Linked DNA regions of Homo sapiens: region 2 is linked to region 1. A link is a loop called in an ENCODE intact Hi-C map of the cell type or tissue named here. Cell type or tissue: gastrocnemius medialis. All regions are shown on one strand.

Evidence for each region. Hi-C counts contacts between places; a loop is a spot of excess contacts. Peaks named below come from ENCODE experiments on the same cell type or tissue, not always from the same donor. Only the 100,000 strongest peaks of a DNase experiment are listed, where the experiment ranks them.
Region 2: it touches region 1 in a loop (2.7-fold over the local background); 8 of 110 quality-filtered maps call a loop at or near these places.

The regions. Positions count from the first base shown.
Region 1 is chr15:76,865,903-76,868,402 of GRCh38, forward strand. All of the region lies in intron 2 of SCAPER (S-phase cyclin A associated protein in the ER), which reads right to left. Among named protein-coding and RNA genes, the nearest start is that of SCAPER, 38 kb to the right of the region's middle. In gastrocnemius medialis, a CTCF peak has its summit at 1,010 (motif pointing left); a DNase peak (open chromatin) is centred at 349; H3K27ac peaks cover 1,368 bases.
Region 2 is chr15:76,328,963-76,331,462 of GRCh38, forward strand. No RefSeq gene overlaps it. Among named protein-coding and RNA genes, the nearest start is that of ISL2, 6.6 kb to the right of the region's middle. In gastrocnemius medialis, a CTCF peak has its summit at 1,541 (motif pointing left); a DNase peak (open chromatin) is centred at 1,471; H3K27me3 peaks cover 476 bases.

The sequences.
Region 1 (2,500 bases):
GTCTTTCACTGAAACTCATTTGTCTATGATCACTGTCCAAACCCCATTCAGTGTCCTGTAGATTTGCAAAAGTCACTTCTCTACTCATTCTCATACTTTCCAATCAATGTAACACCAGAAAACTTCGTCCTTTAGCTTAAGCACATCTCCCATTAAGTATTGGTCAGTTCTATCTAACTTACACTGGCATCTATCATTTAGCATTGTTCTAACCAAGGGTATCACTATTGCTTCCAGGCCAAATGAACAAGTATAAATAGATGGCCTACTTTTCAGCTCTACTTCAGATAATTCCCTTACACAATCACAGAACATCCTGTGAGACAGAGAGAGACACTGAGTGTGTGTGTGTGTGTGCGTGTGTGTGTGTATATCAGGTCAGAAAATTCACTATGCCATACATTACATTCTAAGTCAAGAGTCTTCACAAAATAATGAGTTTCCAAGAACTAAAATGGATAATCACAAAATAGCAATGTTGTAACACTAGACCAGAAAACTTCAAATCTAACATTCTTTACTTCCATAAACATTTCAGCTCCACTATAAATTTTACCAAGTTAGCTCTTTTGTATTTAGTACATATACACAGACACACATTCAAAGAAAAACCACTAGCTCAAGACTTTGATTTTATTCTTAATTCCAATACTTGATAAGCAAAAACATTATAACTACTCATCTTACTACAAGATCTGATTGAAAATCATTTTTCATTTTAAAGCACAGATGCTTTTTGTAATACATGCTGAATGGATTCCTTTTAGTAAAAACCCATAAATTCTAATGATTTTTAGTAGTCCAGTTCTTATAAAAATGTCAGTAGTAATGTAAATAAAATAGTTTTAAGCATTTTAATATCAGTATCAGGGTTTGAAATGCAATACATGGTTCTGAGATACTTCATAAAATAGATGTCTATTTCAAACAGTATTTTTTTTTAACCTAGGTTCTTTTCTCACAGGAGTCTTCAACAAAATATGTGTATTTTCATCCAAAGTCACAGTGTGCCACCTAGTGCTGTATGGAGATTTTACAGAGGCCTGTTCAAATACTTAATGTTTCAACTAAAAGTATAAAGATCAGCCTTCAGTGAAAGTTTTTATGTTCAAATCTTACAGTACATAATCTAAGAAAGTGTTTACAATAGTTACCAAAGAGGCTAGGTACTTCTGAGACTTGCTCCCAAAGAAACTTCTTTCTCTTAGGTTTAAAATATCTAAATAATTTCAACAACTTTCCCCATAATCTTGAAAAGGTTACAAGTACTGTTTACTAAATGTCTATGTATCTGTCTCCATAAAACTTTCTACTTTATACAAGTTCTTCAAAATCCATTCATACCACTATCTGCCCATAAAATGAAATTCTTGTATCTTTTTTCCAATGTTTTTCAGCTTTCTGAATAATTCAGAAAAGAACCTTTCTCTTAAATTCCCACTACTAACGCCCTTAATACTTTGGGTAGCATGAAGACAAGATTACTAGTCATGCAGCTTACCTGAGAAACCATGTAACTAGTACAATTTTCCTAATATTACAGAATGATAAGCTGGAATCCTGTTCAGTAATTTACGATAACTTTATCAGTTTTTACCAATATTTCACACCATCTAAAGGTAAAACCATAGATGAACTAAGGATGGCTAAACTATTATAAGGGGGAAACAACTTCTCTCTTGTATGAGCTACTCTGTTCTGGAGTCTCTGTTATAGCTCACTAGCCTATACACTAAATGATATATCAAGTCTTACCGAGTCTATCTCCTAAACACAACTGGAGAATGTAAATCCACTACCATCACCCTAGTCCAAGCTATCATCATCTCAAACCTAAATTACTAATACTGTATCAGCCTCCATGACAGAGACTACAATATGCATCAAAACCACTTGCTTTCTTTCCTGTCACAAAGCTAGACAACACCTTCCAGTCTTTCTTGCAGACAGATGGCCATGTGACTAAGTTCTGCATGCTAGAATATAGGGGAAAATGAGGTAAGCTATGTCCAGGTCTGGGTTTGCTTTTTTTTAAGTCTCCTGCATCATCAGCTATGTTCTCTCCCTCAATTCCCCACTTACTGGCCAGATGCATAGGATCTAGCAGACCTCTCTAAAGAATGATAGAGTCATAAGATAAAAAAAAAAATTTAGTCCCATCAAAATGTGAAAGGTCACATGCTGAATACCTACACTGAACTATTAAGTGAACAAGAAATAAACTACTAATCTGTTGGTTCCCCTTCCAGTTATGAAAACATAAAAGGCATCCACATTGGAAAGGAAGAAGTCTAATTAGCCTAGTTTGCAGATGACATCTTTTACTTAGAAAAAGATAAAGACAGCCAGGTGTGGTGGCTTACACCTGCAATCCTAGCACTTCGAGAGGCAGAGGCAGGAGAATTGCTTCAGCCTGGGAGCTCAAGGCTGCAGTGAGCTATGATCGCATCATTGCACTCCAGCCTGGGTGACAGAGTGAGACCTTGTCTCAAAAAAAAAA
Region 2 (2,500 bases), 540 kb before region 1:
TTAATATCATAAAGACAAGCATCTCTGACTGATAAAGGGGATGTAACCAGCCCACAAAGTCTGCAAAACCTAAATCCACACACATCTGTGCAGGACAGAGGAGCTTATTACAATATTCAGTTTTCCTGCTGGGAAAATTTGAATCTGGAAGTACTACTAAAGAGACATGCAAGGAGCACATGAGTCATGACAGTTCTGACGCCACGCTCATGGTTACTGACTCGCAGGTGCTGGAGCATTGGAGCACAGCGAAAAACCTGAAGTCACTCCCACTCTGGGATGGTACAATTCACAAAGCAGCATTGTTCCCTGGAATCTTGCTAACTGGATGTCAACCCAGATGTATTTTTCAATATATTTAACAATATCTGTAAGTCACAAGTAAGGGGTATTCTTTTCCACCATCCTCAGGATTACAAATAGAAATTCTTCCTTCACCCCATGTCAATGGTTGAGATTAATTTATCGCCCATTCACACCCTTCCCCCAAACCAGCCTTGCCCCTGTCCCGCCCATTTCTGGGGAAGAGAGGGGAGCCACTCGTCAAGTCAACATGCGCACCATCCTCCTCGGTCCCATCTCCTCCCGGCCCTCCTGACACATGTCCTTGTTGTTGCTTGTCTTGCTTGTCACATCTAAGTGTTCCTCTTTCCCCGGCATAGCTGTGTTCATCCATTTCCCCACTTAAATCTCTTCAGCCAGGCAATGGGAGGTTTCCCCTTTTCCAAGAGAATCACCTCCAAGCTCCTCAGCGTGGCACTTGGGCTTCCCATGCTCACCCAAATATCCCTTTCTGTCTTTCGTGCCTGCTGCTTCCTCCCTGACCGTCCGGCCATGTGGGCCTGCCTGGGGTGGCTATGGGTTCTCCCGGTCTCCATGACTCTGCTTGTGCCACTGCCCATAGTCACCTCTGGCTCCAGCCTCTCCTAGCTGCCCACGTTTTCCCCCAAAAGCACTTGATTCACACACTGCCTCCTTCTGTCTGCCAGACCGTTCCCTCTTCCTAGGAGACCTTCCTGCTCCTTTTGTGTCTGGAAGAATCCAGCTTATCCTCCAAGGCTTGGAAGAGACACCACAGGCTCCTCACCCTGCTCTGTGCACCACCCCCGCTTTGTGTCCTATGGTAGCTCCAGGTCATTCATGGCTCTACTGCAGCCTCTTCACAGTGCCGACCTGCACCTCCCTGCCTCATCTTTCCCATCTCTACTACTGCCTGTCTCAGTGAAGGGCACTCGTCCATCCAGGGCCTCTGCTGCAAACCTGTCCCATTTGGCAAGAGGCTGGCCTCTCTGCAAAAAAGGCGCCCAGTCCTGCTTCAGGGAATCCATTCCCTTTAGAGCTCCGTCGGTCCCTCCTTCCTTCCCTTTCTTTGTCATTTTGCTCAGGACCTGGATCTCGGCAAGAGGAGAAGTACTTCTAGAAGAAAGCAGAACACTAGAAGGTAAGCGCCATGGCTGGGAATATGCCAGTGCCTTTGGCCAAACTGCTCAGAACCACTCCCAGGCCATGCTAGCCAGCCTGGGTTCCCCCTTCTGGAAAGATGAGGAAAATGCAGCTTTCCCCCAAAGCCACTGGGCACAGCTCCTTCCCATGGCCTCATCCCTTCCTAAGATCTGGGCCTGGGAGGGTATCCCTGGGCTACCCTCAGAATGTGATTTGGAAAGAAATGACAGCCTTCATATATATATATATATATTTATATTTATATTTATTTATATTTATATATTTATATTTATATATATTTATATATATATTTATATATATTTATATATTTATATATATATTTATATTTATATATTTTGAGACGGAGTCTCTCTCTGTCACCCAGGCTGTAGTGAAATGATGCTATCTTGGCTCACTGCAACCTCCACCGCCTGGGTTTAAGTGATTCTCCTGCCTGAGCCTCCTGAGTAGCTAGGATTACAGGTGTGCACCACCACGCCTGGCTAATTGTTTATATTTTAGTAGAGATGGGGTTTCACCATGTTGCCCTGGCTGGTCTTGAATTCCTGAGCTTAGGCAATCCACCCACCTTGGCCTCCCAAAGTGCTGGGATTGCAGGAGGGAGTCACTGCATCCAGCTCCATATATATATTTTTAAAGGGTTAATTTTTCTCCTCCTCGTGTAATGACCCCATGTGGTCTTTTTATCTCCTCCCCACTGGCTACTCCCCATTGATCCCCTCAGGACAAGAGTACTATAGATTATGGGTTGGTTGGTTTTAATACAGAATCATCTTGGCATATGTCCATGATAACCCAGGTAACAAACAAAACTATTCCCATCTGGACACACTCAAGTACCACAGGTTCATAACCAGTCTCATGGACAGCTGTGGGGTGTGGGTCTGAGTCTCACGGACAGCTGTGGGGTGTGGGATTGAGTCTCAGTCGCAGTCCCATCTCTTTACTAGTTGTGTTAACTTGTGAAGGATATTAGTTTATTTATTTCTCAGTGGCTGAAAGATGGTATTAGGACCTGTCTCAGAGGCAGGGCCAA